Regions from separate parts of the Homo sapiens genome. Here all the other regions are linked to region 3. The links are chromatin loops, found by intact Hi-C in ENCODE. Cell type or tissue: thyroid gland. All regions are shown on one strand. Each heading gives the region's core, and the rest is flanking DNA. Links, peaks and the distances in the headings are about the cores only.

Evidence for each region. Hi-C counts contacts between places; a loop is a spot of excess contacts. Peaks named below come from ENCODE experiments on the same cell type or tissue, not always from the same donor. Only the 100,000 strongest peaks of a DNase experiment are listed, where the experiment ranks them.
Region 1: it touches region 3 in a loop (4-fold over the local background); 42 of 110 quality-filtered maps call a loop at or near these places.
Region 2: it touches region 3 in a loop (2.4-fold over the local background); 66 of 110 quality-filtered maps call a loop at or near these places.

Annotation. Positions count from the first base shown.
Region 1 is chr22:45,574,907-45,580,601 of GRCh38, forward strand. FBLN1 (fibulin 1) reads left to right here. Exons shown (of 17, transcript NM_006486.3): 16 at 2,071-2,202. Among named protein-coding and RNA genes, the nearest start is that of LINC01589, 28 kb to the right of the region's middle. In thyroid gland, for the core only: a CTCF peak has its summit at 3,280 (motif pointing right); DNase peaks (open chromatin) are centred at 3,275 and 4,528.
Region 2 is chr22:45,860,685-45,866,379 of GRCh38, forward strand. No RefSeq gene overlaps it. Among named protein-coding and RNA genes, the nearest start is that of MIR4762, 100 kb to the left of the region's middle. In thyroid gland, for the core only: a CTCF peak has its summit at 3,391 (motif pointing right); DNase peaks (open chromatin) are centred at 3,407 and 3,867.
Region 3 is chr22:45,643,455-45,649,149 of GRCh38, forward strand. All of the region lies in intron 1 of LOC105373069 (a long non-coding RNA gene), which reads left to right. It overlaps LOC105373068 (a long non-coding RNA gene), which reads right to left. Exons shown (of 3, transcript XR_938309.4): 3 at 4,100-4,651. Among named protein-coding and RNA genes, the nearest start is that of ATXN10, 26 kb to the right of the region's middle. RefSeq lists silencers at 2,214-2,503, 2,514-2,583 and an enhancer at 5,233-5,695. In thyroid gland, for the core only: a CTCF peak has its summit at 2,305 (motif pointing right); DNase peaks (open chromatin) are centred at 1,847, 2,307, 3,767, 4,567 and 1 weaker place; H3K4me3 peaks cover 411 bases; H3K27ac peaks cover 2,961 bases.

The sequences.
Region 1 (5,695 bases), core at 407-5,406, 68 kb before region 3:
GAGTAGCTGGGACTACAGGCGCCCGCCACCACGCCTGGCTAATCTTTTTGTATTTTTAGTAAAGACGGGGTTTCACCGTGTTCGCCAGGATGGTCTCAATCTCCTGACCTCATGATCCACCCGCCTCAGCCTCCCAAAGTGCTGGGATTACAGGCGTGAGCCACCGCGCCTGGCAACTTGACATGCAGAACTTTCTTTGTGTCTGTGTCCCCCCCACACCCACCTGGCACAGCAGCATTTGGCCCATTCTCAGCTTTCCGTTCAGGTGGTCTTTTCTTATGGGTAACGGTTGTTCTGCAGAGAGCCATTAAGCGCTGATTCTGTGACCAGCACTGGAGAATCAGGGAGGGCCTCCGGGAGGAAGTGATGGCTAGGCTGGGTCCTGAGTGGTGAGGTATTTGAGTGAAAGGGGGAGAAGGGGAGGAGGGTGCCCAGTGGAGCAGGACATGGCCAGAAGGGTCTGGAGGTATGGGGGGGCGGTGTGGGCGTTTGAGAAACTGAGCCAAGGTTTTCTGCTGGAGCGCTAGAGGCTTGGCAAGAGGTGGGCTGGAAGGATAAACAGGAGGCTAAAACTGGAGTTGGGCCTTCAACCCCCAGGCTTTGGGGGAACCATCGGAAGGTTGCAGTGGAGGAGGTTTGCATATAGAAACATCATCCTGTTGATCCAGGGCCAGGTGAACTGGAGGGGCCAGACGGGGAGCAGGAAGCTCAGGTGTAACCCAGTCAGTGCTCCCACACCCCAGCCTGGCTCTCTAGGAAGCTCCTGGCATGCAGTGTAGTCATGTTGTGTAACCTGCCATCACTGCACCGTTTCTCTGGAGCAGGGCCTGGGCTGCGTGCTCCCAAGCCTGGCAGAGGGCTATGGATGGAGCATTGTCCTGTTCACCTCGCTTCCTGGCTGTGCTGCCCGTGTGCCCGGTCCCCAACCACCCCCGCCCTCTAGGGAGTCCCTATCCCTGGCCTGCGGAGAAGCATGCCATGATGAGTTCATTCAGCAGCCGTGGACGGAGCCCCTCTGTGTCAGGCTCTAGGGACATGGTGATAAGAAGGGGTCCTCCCACCCTCTCAGGGGAGGCATGCAACGGAGCCAGCCGCGAGGACACCAGTGTTTACACCATGACACAACCATGCGGGGGGGTGGGGGGAGGAGAGGCTCCCTCAGCACGTGGTTGCCCAAGGAGCCGTCCCCAGTCCCAGTCCCCCTAGGTTTGCTCCTCCCGAAAAGGAATAACGCTGAATCGTCACAGGGTGGCACAGACTTGGGTCAGAGAAAATAACTAACTGGTATTTGCCTTTTGCAAAATGATGGGGTTTCACCAAACCACATACAAATCCTTCCCAAATCCCCAGTGGCTGGTTTTGTGGCCTCTCCGGCCAGCCCCGATCTGAGTGTTGGTTATCGCAGGGAGCCGAGTGCCGTTGGGACACCTGTTAGCATCTTGGGCCCAGGAAATCCACACCCTGACCTTAAGTGCTGAAAGGACCTTTAGTGGGTCTCCGCCGGCTTCCTTCCTCACCTTACAGGTGAGGAAACTGAGGCCCACAGAGAGGACTCCCCCAAGACAGCCCAGAGCTGGGGCTGCCCTGCTTCACTGTCTGATCTGGGAGATGGACACACACCCCCCAGAGAACCCAGGCCACCGCTCAGGGTGGCCCCCCTGACCTGTGGCACTATAGATGGGAGAGGAGCCCACCCCTCTGGCCTTTCTGCTGTCTCCCTCTGTCCCCTCACTCGCTTTCCTCCTCTGGTCCCCACCTTCATGAATATGCACAGTGACTGATGACTTCTCACCAGCCCTTCCTCTGATTAGCTCTGTGTCCCCGAGGAAGATCCAAAATCTCTCCTGACTTCAGTTTCCCCTGCTATAAAACAGGGATGGGCTATGATATAGGAAGGTCCAGACCCCTCCACCCTCCCCACACAGGGGATCTCTGGCTTCATTGATGTTGTCTCATGAAAGGGCCCTGGGTTAGGTCTTCATTCCCCAAGGGTGAGTTCCTGGGGACGAGGCTGGGACTGGGGCTGGGGCCAGGCTGTGCTGAGCCCTTCTCCATTCTGTGCCTCTGCAGAGATCATCTTCCTCCGGGCCATCACGCCACCGCATCCTGCCAGCCAGGCTAACATCATCTTCGACATCACGGAAGGGAACCTGCGGGACTCTTTTGACATCATCAAGCGTTACATGGACGGCATGACCGTGGGTGAGTGGCTGGGAATATCAGCTCTATCCAGGCACCCCTCCCCCTCCACCCCGAAACCCTCTCTGGCCCAGCCCAACTCCCATCTGAGTCCCCTCCCCAAATTCAAGCCCACCCAACCTTCAGGGCCCAGCGCCGAGGCCACCACAGCTCCCAATCGGTCTCGGCCGGAGGAACAGCCAGAGTGGGGGATCCTGCCTGGGATCTGACCCTAGCTGTGCCACCCACTCTCTGGGTGACCCCTCTGGGTCTCGGTCTCCCTGCCTATAACATGGGTGGGTTCCAGAGAGCGCTGCGCCTCACAACCATGAATTTCAAATGATACCACCCAAGTAAAGTGCTTGTCCTGAGGGCTGGCACAGTCCCGCGGTCGGTGGGAGCTAAGGGGATTGTTATTCTTGGGGTGCAATGGGAGGGATAGCAAAGTAGGAATCAGAGGGCCTGAGCTCTGGTCTCTCAGCCTTGGAACTAGCTGGATTCGCCATGTGGCCTTGAGCAGTAGTCGTCCCCTCCCTACGCATCAGTTGGTAAGAGGACCAAGGCCACTCTGTGTGCACAGCCCATCTGAATGGGGAGCTCACTGCTCTTTCTCCCTGGAGATCCGGTGTTTGGGGAGCGTGAAGGGAGGCTGGGGCATGAGGGGACTGTGGAAGTCCTGTTGGTGGGTGCAGGCTGGGGAAGATGTTTACAGGCGGGGGCAGGGCCCTCCCTGGCTAGGAACGGGCTTTAATGACAACCTACTCGTGTGAAAAAATATCCAGGCCCACTCCATTCCGCACGCTTGTTTCTGTCATTCACAGCCCCTCTCCTGAACTGTCACATTTTAAAAGATTTACAGTCATGGGAAATGAAAACGGTGGCATCTGCCATTTTGGACTCGGATTTATACTCTGAACACTTTCAAAGCAGCTGAGCAACGGACGGACAGTCCCTGACCTCCCCTGGGCCTCAGTTTCCCCATTGTGAACTGGGAGGAGTGGGCTTCCTAGTCCCTTAGGCGCTGGAGTCCGGGAGGTCCTAACCAGAACCCACGAGCGTGCAGTGCGCACAGAGCAGAGCGTTTTGGAGCCTGGCCTCCAGGTGGCGCTGTTGGACCTTGGACGCTCAGTCTTTGCGCCTCAAACCCGACGGTTGTTAAAACTGGCAGCTGGAGAAAGGGAATCGTTATTCCCGTCTTGCCAAAGAGCCATTTATAGCACCTTTACAAGCTTTTAAATGGGTTTGCATGTTGTAAACATGACTGAGTCACTGGGGGGCTCCCCACCCCAGCCTCCTCCTGCGCTAGCTGGCAGCAGGAATAATTAGTTAATTACAATTAATGGTGCATTAGCCCTCGCGTGATTCCAAGGGGAAGGCGCATGGTTTGGTTGTCGGCAGTTGTGAAACTTGCTGCTTGCCCTTGAGTCACTCCCCACTCTGGGCCTCAGTTTCCCCCATTGTGAAATGAGAGTTTAGATGAAGACAGCCTTGAGGGTCCTTCAGGCCCCTGTGCAGGAGGGCAGGCAGGGAGGGGGTTGGGTCAGGGCTTTGTCCTGTCCCACTGGGTGGGTGGGGTATGCACCCTGACACTGGCCCACAGCCGCCCCCCGCCCCAAAGGGGCCAGCCCTGTGCTTGATGCTGGGCCTGCAGTTGTGGCTGGGACATGGCCCTCAGGTGATTTCTAGATCTTGGAACATGGGAGTTTGGAATCCTAGGACCTTCTAGTTCACTCACTCATTCTTTCCGTTTCTGAACCCTTCTTGAGCCTCTACCTGTGCCTGACCCTGGGCTAAGCCTTGCAGATACAGAGATGGATAAATGCCACATAGCCCCTGAGGACTTTGCATCTCAGCAGCAGGGAGAAGCCACCCCGTATCAGATCATCAAAATATGATGCCGAAATAGGCATGCACAGAGACAGGCCTTGATGGCCTGTGGAGGCTCTCTTAGGGGAAGTCTCCTGGCAGGTTTTACGTCTTTAGTTCCCACCTACATCCTTCCTGGGGTGACCCAAGCCAAGAGGTTGGGCAGCTGCTGGGCCTAGAACCAGCACCCACCAGCGCCTTTCTCTGGCTGCATCTGCTCCAGACAGAACCAACCTGGGAGTGTCTGTTTCTCAGCTTCCCATCCACTGGGGCAGAAAATCCTGGCATGTCAGAGCCTGGAGGCTCCTAGAGACCATCCCTTCCTTCTTCCGTAGGAGGGGAAACTGAGGCCCGGAAGGGCGAGGGGGCTTGCCAGTCTTCTTACAGTGAATCAGGGACACAGTGGGCAATGGAAAGGAGTCCCAGGGTATGAGAGATGATCACAGGTGCCGTCCCGGCAGCGGGCTTCTGGGAACGGAATGTGGATGAGGCCACAAGGACCCAGCGGCTTCCCCCGGCACAGTTGGTCACGGGTGCCCTGGTCTTTGGAATTCTGGGCTGGGGCTGCGTGGGGGAGGGCCCCAGCCTGGCCCTTGGAATTGTCGTGCCTGTAGCCCTGTGTGCTGGGGAGGCCCCTGCCTCTTCCACGCCTCGGTCTGTGTGCAGGATGCCCCACCTGGCTGGGCTCCTGGAGTTGACCTGGTGCCCATGTCATCTCAGGTGGAAGACTGAGACCAGGGAGGCAAGCCCTGCGTGTTGGGACCTAGGCTGCATTGCTGGCTGGCTCCTGTCTCTGTCCCCACTGCGCTGATCTTATTTCTCTGTCTGAGATCTCCTCCTTGGGCTTCCATATCCCTACTTCCTTCTCCCTCCTCTTCTGCCCAGAATAACTTCCATACATCCTGGGAGCTTCCTGGTCCCTAGGGGCAGCCATCCCGGCACACGGCTCCTGGCCTGTCCACCTGGTAATAGATGGTTCCACCGTTGGACTCGAGCCCAGCCTGAAGCAGCCCTGAAAACGTGGGGTTGAACCCTTGCCGGCTCCTTACCGTTGCTGGGCACCTTCACCCCCGCATTCCCCAGTCCTCACAGACACTGCCAGCGACGGGTCATGATTGTCTCCCTTGGGCAAAGGAGGGAGCTGAGTTAAATGACCGCCTGAGACTGTGCAACTGAAAAACTGCAGGGCCTGGGATGTTTTCCGACTTGTTTTTAGCAGTGCAGTTCTGATTTCAAGCAGTGACTTAGGCAGAAACCCTTCATGGTGGTGGAGAGGAAGAAAGCGGCTTCCAGGGCTGCTGCTCCTGGTGGGGAGCGTGGGAGGCTCTTGAGCCTCCTGGGCAGCCCCGTGCAGCTCTGTGCTGCCTGCAGCACACGGCAGGGAACGCCGCCTACTCACGGTGCTTGCTGAACACCTGTCTGCTCTAGGCCATGCCCTGTGTGGACACTGGGCACCGGATCAGGAGGGCTTCCTGGAGGAGGTGAGGCCCGAGCTGAGTGTCCTTGCATGTGAGGGAGTGACACTTAGTGAGCACCTGTGATGACCAGGAGCCAGGGTTTCATCATCGCCAGGACCCTGTGACACGGTGGGATTATCTCCTCTAACAAAGGAGAGAGCGAGAGCCAGAGAGGGCAAGAGATTTGCCCGAGG
Region 2 (5,695 bases), core at 407-5,406, 220 kb after region 3:
TGAGGGTGTCTCTAGATGAGATTAACATTTGAATTGAATTTGAATTGGTAGACCCCATAAAGCAGAGGGCCCTCCCCAACGGGGGCGGGCCCCATCCAATACATTGAAGGCCTGAACATCACTAAAGGCAGACCATCCCTCCAGCAAACCAGAATCGAGGTCAGGATTCCATCCGGTGGTTTCCAGAGGGTACCTTGCTCTTAGAAGATGCTGAGCAGGGAGGGGGGAGGAATAGCATCGGGAGATATACCTAATGCTAGATGACGAGTTAGTGGGTGCAGCGCAGCAGCATGGCACATGTATACATATGTAACTAACCAGCACAATGTGCACATGTACCCTAAAACTTAAAGTATAATAAAAAAAAATAAAAAAAACAAGACCATTTCATAATATTGTTTAAAACAAAACAAAACAAACAAAAAAAAGAAGATGCTGAGCAAATGGCAGCCGCCGTGCTGGGGCTCCTGCAGAGTGGGGTGGGGGGCGGGGTGGAGTGCACAGAGAATCCTGCTGCAGCAGAGGATGGCAGAGCCCCACCTGCTTCCATTGGCAGGATCTGTGTGGGTCCTTATTCTGGGCTTTTATTCACATTGTTCTCCCCCACCAAAAACCTGCTCTTTCTTTAAAGCCCGGCCACAGTGCCCTCCCCCTGTCAGGAAACCTTCCAAGGACTTGGGTCCGCCTCGATCTGCACCTTCCACTAACCCCTGGGACGTGTTCCCACTGCCGTAGATGGTTTCATGCATTATGACGACTCACTCAGAGCAGGCACTGGGAGAGAGATGAATGGTACGCCTGTGGGAAGCAGGCAGCAGGTCACTGCAGTCTTAGGCCTGGTCATGACAGCCCAACCTGGCTTTCTCACAGCTGTGCTTTGATGATGCCTGGGCTCACGTGTCCAGCAATCTATCCCTTCAACAAATACCAAGCACCAGACCCTGGGCTGGGCACTGGGAAAAGACAGTGGCTCTCCAACTGAGGCACTAAAGAAGCGCAGCTTCAATTGTGACAGGGGCTGCAAGAGTGTCGAACAGTCTCCTTTCATAGCGCGTGCATCATGCCTTCAGCACCCTTGAGCTCCGCAGGGGCTACTGAAAACCTGAATTCTGCCCAAACATCTGGCCCCCCATCTCCTCTCACCTCCTACTTCACCAGGACCTTCAGACAGGAACTCCCTCAATTTCTCACCCTCAATCCTTCCAGCCTGCACCTGCACCCACCTGCTCCTGTCTCCCTCCTGGACAGTGAAAGAAGCCCATCTCCTTCCAAGGCCAGCCCTCCACCTGTGAGCGACGCTGCCCATTCCACTTCCACAGGGACCTCACGCTCAGGCAATCCTCAGTCTCCTGCATCTTCCACCTCTCCCTCCCTGCCACCTCCTTTCCCGTAGGCTCAAGCCTGACCCATCCTAAAAGAAAAAGAAAATGCCCGAATTCCAGATACCTTGTTATTCATTATTCAGCTAAGTTATCTTCAAACATTTTGTTCACATCTCCCCAAAGAACACGGAAAAAAATCTGTATCAAACTATCAAGTTGATTTCTAAATTTTTTCATCTTAAGTATTTACAGATGCAAATAATATAATTTTCAACAAATAGCTGAGATGCTTTAAAATAGAACAATTACATCACTCCTTCAATGATCTTAATAGAATTCAAATACAGAAAAATGTAGTACCCACCATTATCCATTTTGAAGTGGAACATGCTTTCTTTTAATGTTCGGAAATACAGCTGGCCCTCAAACAACACGAGTTTGAACTGCAAGGAGCCACTTATAAAATGGGTTTTTTTCAACCAAACATAGACTAAAAATGCAGTGTTTGTGGGATACTCCCAAATATACTGAGAGAAAGCTATATTCTTACTACTTCTTCTAAAACCTGCATTTTCATGTCCCTTCACTCAGAATGTTATCCTAAGGTAGTATGTTTATGCTTGAAATTCTAGAGAATAACTATGATTTCACATACAGAACTAAATTAAAATATATAACAAAAAGATGCCTGGAAAAATCTGAATATTTGGAAATTGAAAAGCATTTTTATGAATAACTTGTAGGTCAAAGAAGACATTAAAAAGCAAATTGGAAATACGTTGAGCTGAATAATATGGAAAATACAATATCTGGAAATTTTTTAGATGCAGCTAAAGCAGTGCTTGAGGGAAATGCAGAGCTTTATGCTGTGTTAGAAAAGAAGGGAGATTGAAAACTGATGATCTAAGTTCCCAACATAAGAAACTAGAAAAACAAGAGCAAGTGAAATACAAAGTAAGAAGAAAACAATACCAGGAAAAGCAGAATGAATGGAATCGAAAATTGTCAAACAATAGAGAAAATCAATAAAACCAAAAGCTGGATCTTTGAAAACATCCATAAAATTGCTCAATCTCCAGCTAGAAAAAACCCCACACTTTAAGGATAACAGCAGTGACAGATAGGACATCACTACAAGTCCTACAAAGGGAGATAAAGAAAAATTATGAATAATTTTATACCAAAAATGTTGACAGCTTAGATGAAATTATTTCCATGAAAGACATGAATTATTAAAATGGACATAAGAAGAAATAGAAAATCCTAATAGCCCTATATCTATTAAAGTCGAGGCCGAGCTCAGCAGTTCACACCTGTAATCCCAGCACTTTGGGAGGCTGAGATAGGAGGATTCCTTGAACCTAGGAGTTCGAGACCAGCCTGGGCAACAGAGCAAGACCCCATCTCTACAAAAAATAGAACAATTAGCCAAGGTGGTAGCTCATACCTGTAGTCCCAGCTACCCAGGAGGCTGAGGTGAGAGGATTGCCTGACCCCAGGAGGTTGAGGCTGTACTGCGCCATGATTGTGCACTGCACTTCAGCCTGGGCAACAGAGCTAGGTCCTGTCTCTTAAAAAAAAAAGAAAATAAAAGAAATTGTCTTCCACAAAGAAAATTCCAGGCCTCAATCATCAATCTTATCTTTCTCTAAAGCATGATTCACCCGGCAGCCAAAGTGATCTTTCTGGAGTGCAGCTCTGTCCTGCCATTCCCCTACCTGAAATTCTTCAGGGGCTTCCTCCCCAAGATGGCATTCGAAGCAACTGATGAGCCAGCTGGTGCCTCTTGACACCCTCATCTCTAACCACCATCCTTCCCCACTCTGTGCCCCCTCACACCCACACATCACACACTACTGCAAATTCAAGGCAGTAAGTTTGTTGAGCATTTGTTCAGAAAAGTTATAAGAAATAACATTTAAGCAGAGCCTCAAACGCTGAGTTGGGTGAGCCAGATGGAGAAGAGGTGGAAGAGCTCCCGGCAGAGCCAACTACACGTCTAACCTCCTTCCAGAGGTGAGAAAATCCCCACACATCCAATTATCCACCCCAGCAGCTCTCTGGCGGCAGTACCCCCTCCCCCCACCAGGGGGCATTTTGGACTATGTGGGAGCGTGAGTTGTCAGTCACTAGGGGATGTCACTGACATTTAGTGGGCCCAAGTGTCTGACATCCAGCAGTGCCCGGAACAGGCCCCACAGTGAAGTGCCTGTTCTCTCGGGTTTGCCTCTGGAAGGAGGTAACTTGTGCAGTTAGCTCTGCCGGTAGCTTCTCCACCTCTCCTCCACCTACCAGCGTTTGAGGCTCTGCTTTTCTCGGAAACCTTTCTGAACAAATGCCCAAGAAACTTACTGCATTGAATTTGCCTCCCCCACCCCCACCTTTTCTTAAATAGAAGTCAAGTTAAATTCCATGAGGAGAGACTTTTAACTTGAATATACTCTGAAAAACATTAAGGAGGGGAGAGGAAATGGTAATGTTTACTCTGTAACCATGGCGTCCTCCCCACTCCTGAGAGAGGCTTTCGCCTGCTCTTGGTATTCTTGAGCTGTAAGTGGTTTCCCTGGAGCTGCTGGCTCACACCTGGGCCTGCACAGTTGCAGCAGCTTCCCGACGCCCGCTCGCCTCTCCCCTTGCCGCCTCCTGCTTCCTCATCCCCATTCATCTTTGCCTTTCATTATATTAGTCCATCTTTCCGTCGGAAGCACCAGCACTCGCCAGGCTCTCCCCCTCCCTGCTCCCAGTCTGGGAGCCCATCTACCTGGGGACCCCCGGCCCTGCTCCCCAGGAAGGTCCTTGGGAAGAAAGGTGAGACCGTTCTTTAACCAAGGGAAGGGCAGGAAGTGTCCTGGAGTTTGCCCCATCTGGTTTGCCAGGACACACAGCAAAGAAGCACTTAGCTTCCGTCTTGGTATCTTTTTTTTTTTTTTTTTAATTTTGCATTAGTAATTATGGGCTGTGGTGTTACTGAAATCTGAAAAACTCAAGGAAGAAGTCTGCCTGCGCCGTGGTCATTGATTCTTTGCTTCTTTAAATGTATAGCTGAGTCTAAAGACTTGTCAGTCAAGGCAGGAAGATTAGCCTCACCCATGTGAAAGGAAGATGGGGAAGAAAAAAAAAAGCCTTGTCTGAACTTGAAAATAAAAATGCTGATGTGGTTTTTATTCCAAAAACATATCTTACTGATTAGGAGCATGGAGCACCACTGGATCGTGGGTGGGCCAGCTGTACTTGGCCTCCCCACTCTGCTGGGCCAGGCTGTCCGCCCGCAGGATGTCAGAGGCAGGGGCCCAGTGGGATCTTTGCTGATGGGTGTGGCGTGTGCACACGTGCACACAGGCACTGAGACGGTGCCCTCGGTCAGCACATTCACCTTCAGGCAGGAGACAGAAGGCGAGTCCCTGTGGAAGCAGCATGGACCCGGAGTCAGATGGGGCTGGGTTTGAACCTAGAGCTGTCATTTACTAACTGAGTAACCCTGGGCAGGTGACAAATGCTTTGAGCCTTTGTTTCATTGTCTGTAAGACAGGGATCGTGGCACCTACTTTGTTGAGGTTGATGGGGTAATGCATGCACAGCCCATGGCCCCGCCGACACAGGATAGACGCTCCATGAAAGGCCACCATGCCAGGGACTAGTGCGGTGCATGGCCATACTGCGGCCCTCTCCACCGCCCCCTACCCACCACCGCCCCCTGCCATCTGAGGCAGGCTTTGCCCAGGCAGCCTTTCCCTCTCTGGGTTTTCTCCCGAGGGTTTGGGCTGAAGGACAGGCCTTAGCCTTGGTGGGCCTCAGTGTCCATGACTGTGAAATGGAGCCGACACCTCTGCAGCTTCGACCACACAGGGCTTGTGGCTTGGCATGGCCGCAGACGCACTGCCAGGCCGGCAGCCTTCGCCAAGAACTGGATTCCTCCCGGCCTGGCCCGGCTCGGCTGGCATTCTCGCCAGTTTCATTGGGTTGAGTTCCAGAGCGATGGCAGCGATTGATAATGCTGTAATTGGAGTGACTTGGGTATTTTCTGAGGTGTTGCCACGATGACTCATACTAGGGCAAGTTGAGGGCCCGCACTGTCCAGCCGGAGTCGGTTAGAGACCCTCAGGAGGCTCACAGGCTCCAGGGCCTGGATGTTAGGATGTGAGGCCTGGGGTTACCGAGATCCCACACCCAGGAGATGCTCGCGTGGAGCCTTCGCTCACAGCGGCCTGCGCGAATGGGGCTTGCTCCGAGAGGTTCAGCTGGCACCGAGAGCTGGCACCGAGAGCGTTTCCAGCTGCAATCTGTTCCCAGCAATTAATAACTGTAAATAACAAGTCCGCTCCTCCGCCTGGCTCCGCGCTACTCTCCGCTTCCCTCCCAGCCCCTCAGCTGCT
Region 3 (5,695 bases), core at 185-5,184:
GTTAAGAGGAATGGTTGAAACAAAATTTGTATAAGAGGAATCATTTAAAATTGAATCCATCCAATAGGAATGTTTATTTTACCCAACGTTTTTCTGTGTGAGAATAATACCTGTTTTTTCTAGGTAATATATGTCTTTTATTTAATCACATGCATATTTAAGCCTCTAAGTTCTCTGTTCAAAACACTGATTTTTTTTTTTTTTTTTTTTTTTTTTTTTGAGACAGGTCTCGCTCTGTCGCCCAGGCTGGAGTGCAGTGGCGCTATCATGACTCACTGCGACCTTGACCTCCCAGGCTCAAGCGATCCTCCCACCTTAGCCGCCCAAGTAGCTGGGACTACAGGTGTACATCACCATGCCCAGCTAATTTTTCATAGAGATGGGGTTTCACCATGTTGTGCAAGCTGCTCTTGAACTCCTGGGCTCAAGCAATCTGCCCACCTTGGCCTCCTAAAATGTTAGGATTCCAGGCATGAGCCACCGCACCTGGCCCGTAACACTGATTAAAGACATACAGATCGGCCGGGCGCGGTGGCTCACGCCTGTAATCCCAGCACTTTGGGAGGCCGAGGAGGGGGCAGATCACGAGGTCAGGAGTTTGAGACCAGCCTGGCCAGCATGGTGAAACCTTGTCTCTACTAAAAATACAAAAAATTAGCCAGGCATGGAGGGATGCGCCTGTAATCCTAGCTACTCGGGAGGCTGAGGCAGGAGAATCACTTGAACCTGGGAAGCAAAGGTTGCAGTGAGCTGAGATCCCGCCACTGCACTCTAGCCTGGGTGACAGAGTGAGACTCCATCTCGGAAAAAAAAAAAAAAGATATACTGATCATATGAGCAAAGCATTGCTAAGAAGGCTGATGTAATTGTTAGGCTCCACTGAGAGACGCCTGGTGTCTAGAACTTACGATGTCCAGGCTGGTGGGAGCTGGCCTGGAGTTGGTACCCCGTGGCGATAGAAACATGAATGCATGAAGAGTATCTACAGAAGGGACCAGAACCTTGAGAAGACTCAGAACTCTCAAGCAGAGGCCGGTTGCGATGGCTCAAGCCTGTAATCCCAGCGCTTTGGGAGGCCGAGGTGGGCAGATCACTTGAGCCCAGGAGTTCGAGACCAGCCTGGCCAACATGGTGAAACCCCCACTCTACTAAAAATACAAAAATTAGCCGGGGGTGGTGGCGCATGCCCGTAATCCCAGCTGCTCGGGAGGCCGAGACAGGAGAATTGCCTGAACCTGGGAGGCACAGGTTGCAGTGAGCTGAGATTGCACCACTGCACTCCGGCCTGGGTGATAGAGCGAGATTCCGTCTCAAAAACAAACAAAAAAACCAAAAAAACCTCAGAACTCTCAAGCAGGACTTCTCAACCTCAGCACTGTTGACTTTTGGGTGGGACAATTCTTTGTTGTGCGTGTGGCGGGATGGAGGTGCTACGCCATGTACCTTAGGATGCTTAGCAGCACGGGGGCCTCTCCCCACCAGACGCCAGGAGTGGTCTCCCTCCTCCGGGTAGATCACCAAAAGTTCTCCAGACATTGCCAAATGTCCCCTGCAGGGCAAAATCGTCCTCGGTTGAAATTGTCCACTGCTCTAAAGAATGCAGGAAGTTGGGCACACTTAGCTCGGAATGAATATTTACAGGGAACATTAAAGCTGTTTGTAGGCATCGTACGAAAAAAGTTATTCTGATTGTTTCAGAAGGCTGAGCAAGAACAAACGGGGCAAACCTGTATTTTGACTAAGGAACAAGGAGACCTTTCTAGAAGAACCGCTCAGCTCCCAGTCCCCAAAGTGTGTATGTTTAGACCGGGCGAGGATCCTGAATCAAGGTCCGGGCCTCTTTCCTCGGAAGAACAGACCGACCGATGGTCTTCTGGGCACCCAGAGGAGCAGTCAAGCGCGGTGCTTGCTGAGAGCTTGGCCTCCGTGGGTGCCATTTAATCTGCGGTTGGGAGAGGTATTCAGAGCTTTGCAGATGGGCCTCTGCCGTTCCTCAGGGCCCACTCCAGTGCCCAGGGAGGGTGGGCAGAGCAGCGGAGGCAGGGGGCTTGCGGTGGGGCTGGGGCCGGCAGAGGAACAAACGGACTCACAGGACGTGCGGCAGGCAGGAGAGCCCTCTCCCGACCTGACCGTCACGGAAGCCTCTCAGCCGGTGTCTGAGCTGGGACTGGGACCCAGAGTCCTCAGTCAGGCTCTTCCCTCCGAGGTGGGGAGGCGAGCCCGGGGATCCGCACCTGCCCAGGTGGACTCCGCTGCTGCGTGGCGCCTGCCCTGGGACCCACGTGCGGCTAGGCGGCACCTCCCCGGGCGCCCAGCAGGTGGCGGTGCGCGGCCTCGAATGGCGGCTGGCAGGGCCGGGACGCGGCGGCTCCTCGCCGGGCGCGTTTCCTCCTCCAGCACTGTCTCACCCTGCTCCATGCTAACCTGCTGAACGGCCCCTGGCCTCTTTCCGCCCCGCCCCCGCCTCCGCAATGCGCCCCCCTTCCCTTCTGCGGTCCCCTGCCTGTCGCCCTCTCACGCTCCAGGTTGTGAGCGAGTATCTCCCCACTTTAACACCCTACACCACACCGCGCCCGGCCACAAGACAGCTTTACAACATACACAACCCTGACGAGGAAACGTGTTCAAAACCAATCACTGCGCTCATCATAAAGGTAAAGAAAGCAAGGAGGTGTGTGTCCACGCACAGGGTAAATGTGGGCTGGGTGTGGGGTTCTAACTTGGAGAGGGCCTGAGGGCAGTGGCAACTCGCATTGCATTGGAGGGAGGCCTTGGCAGGGCCCACGGGGAGAGGCTAGAGAGCCTCCCAGGTGCGGGGCAAGGCATGGGCTATGCTTGGGGGCAGAAACAGACATCTGGGGAGCAATGAGAGGCTTTTGGCTGCAGAGGGGCAGCCGGGAGACCTGCCCCAACCCTCTTCAAGCCCTTGGTCTTGTTTCCTGACATCCCAGGTCGTGTACAAATGTCTCCTCTCCTAGAAGCCGAGGTTGAAAAATGGTCAAACCATTAATTACTCAACAGTTTGTTTGGGCAGTAGTGTCTGCAGCAGTGGGGTTTTTATACAGCACAAAAATAACAAAACAAAGTTGGAAAGCGAGGGCCATTCTGGATGAACGTCCACCCTTGGCTCATGGTCCAGGCCATCGAGATGTGTGACCATCCTGAGAGAGCAGATGACAGAGGTGCTTGTGCCTTTGGTTGGTGGGGAGTGGGTGGAATGTGGCCATTTTTTGGTAGTGGGGTGAACTTGTGAACAGTGTGATCATAATAATGGCTAACAGGTTTTTTTATTCTTTTTTTTGAGATGGCGTCTCACTCTGTAACCCAGGCTGGAGTGCAATGGTGTGATATTGGCTGACTGCAACCTCCGCCTCCTGGGTTCAAGGGATTCTCCTGCCTCAGCCTCCCAAGTAGCTGGGATTACAGGTGCCCACCACCACACCTGGCTAATTTTTGTATTTTTAGTAGAGACGAGGTTTCACCATGTTGGCCAGGCTGGTCTCGAACTCCTGACCTCAGGTGATCCACCCGCCTTGGCCTCCCAAAGTGCTGGGATTACAGGCGTGAGCCACCGTGCCCGGCCGGCTAACGGTTTATGAGCACTTACCAGCCACTGTCCTATGCCCTCTCGTTGAATGCTCACAATGACCCAATGGGATGACCCTGTCACCATCGTCCATCCCATCTTTCAGAAGTGGACGCTGAGTCATGCTGAAGTTATATAATGCACTCAGCTCACATGGCTGGTAGCACTTGAGGCAGGGATCTGGACACAGACGGCTTGACTCCGGAGCTCCTCTCAACCACAAGCCAATGTCAACAAGCCTCCACCATGAAGGTCCTGAATGATATGAATAAAATAGCATTCGCGGCAGAGTGATCTCCTTGGATCTCCTGAGTGGCCCATTTGGCAGTGGGTATGGCTGGGACAACTATTTGCTAGCTTACTAGAATGTCATCATTCGTGAAGTATCTTCATATACATAATCATATTTGATTCTCCCAGCAGCTCTGTGTGCTGGGCAAAGCAGATATTAGAAACCCCATTTTATAGATGAGGAAAGTGAGTCTTGGAGGCTGTTGAGTGGCTGGCCTGGAAGCTGGCAGTTTCCTGGCAGCTTTGGAAGCTGCAGTCAGGGAGTGGGATTTCAGAGTGCAGTTGGAACCTTCGAGAGATGACAAAGGCCCAGGGTATGGGTGGCCACGGTGGAACGGAGGTAAAGGTCACCATCCAGGAGGTATGGAAAGGGCTGTGCAGTGCTGGCAGTCCCCCGGACGCCTTGTGCACCTGAGCTGGGGCTGGACTGGGAACCAGCAGAATCAGGCACCTGCTGCGGGTCAAGCCTGTCGGTAGCTTATTTCAACCACTCTTCACGATTTATCTCGGTTTATCTCCCTCTCCTCAGCCATGCTTTCCAACTTTGTTTTCTGTTATTTTCCTCTGCTTACTGAGGCTGAGTGCTGTGACTTGTGCGAAAGCGTGACTGGCAGAACCCACAACTGTCTGCCTACGATGTTGTTATTTCTGTCCTCTCCAAGGGCCTCTTCTCGGCTTATGTCCTCTGCACACTTGCGCACCGTGGAATCCAGCCCGCTTCTCAAGCCTCACTGTTTAGATTTGGGACGCCAGTTCCTGGGCATGGTTTTAGCTCTGAAATTGGAAAGAAGGACACTTAGCTTAGAAATGTTATGGACAAAATAATTCATGAGGATTTGTAATAGACTGGGGGTGGGGAGGAGCCAAACCAGCGAAGAAGAGGAGGAAATGAGTGACATAAAAATTGGGGGCTTGGGAAGACAATGATAGGGTGGTTAAAAAAGGGAAGGATTTGGTATAAAGAAAATAAGTCCTGTTCAGCAATGTTTGGTGGTGGTGAGACGCTGCTCACAGGGTAGACAGAAGCAGGAAGTGAGGGTGAGAACTAAGGGCCACAGAAGCACACCTGTGAGTCATCGGGGGACGCATGGAACCCAGGAACCATGCACGCAAAGCCTCGGGGGGCTGCCAGTGCTGGGCTGCCCTTCCCACACCTGCTGGGCAGTGACCTTCACCTCCGCTCACTGTGGCCACCCACGCCCTGGGCCCTGTCATCACTTGAAGGTTCCAACTGCACTCCGAGATCCCGCTCCCTGACCACTTCCGACGCCGCCAGGCCTCTCACGCCTCCGTCCCACCACACCCCCTGACCTCGTCCTGATCTCAGCTCCCTGCACTTTCCTGTGGACACCAGCCACCCCGGGTCCCCATCTCTGGGCCTCCGGACCACAGGGGACATCATCCCAGCCACACTCTTGCCAGCGCCCTCACATGCCTGGCCCTTTTGTCCTTCCGCCCTGCTCATCCGCAGCACTCAAGCCAGGGATTTACACAGCACCTGTCTCCGCCATCCCATGCTAGCCTCCACACTCTGGTGGGAGAGAGCCCACACCAAGGATGTTTGGTGCCTGCAAAGCCATGGTACTCAGAGGCAGCTGCTCACCCCATGCTCTCAGCCTCCTCCTCTTCCCAGCATGTATTCCAAATGGGTGACATCTTTTCTGGCAGATGGCTCTGCCTTGTAGTTCACAAAGGAACAGGGCAGGGCGCAGGCATGGACGCCCAGAGCGCTGTGCTCCCCTACCTAGAAATGCATTTTCTTTCTTTTCTTTTCTTTCTTTCTTTCTTTTCTTTCTTTCTTTCTTTCTTTCTTTCTTT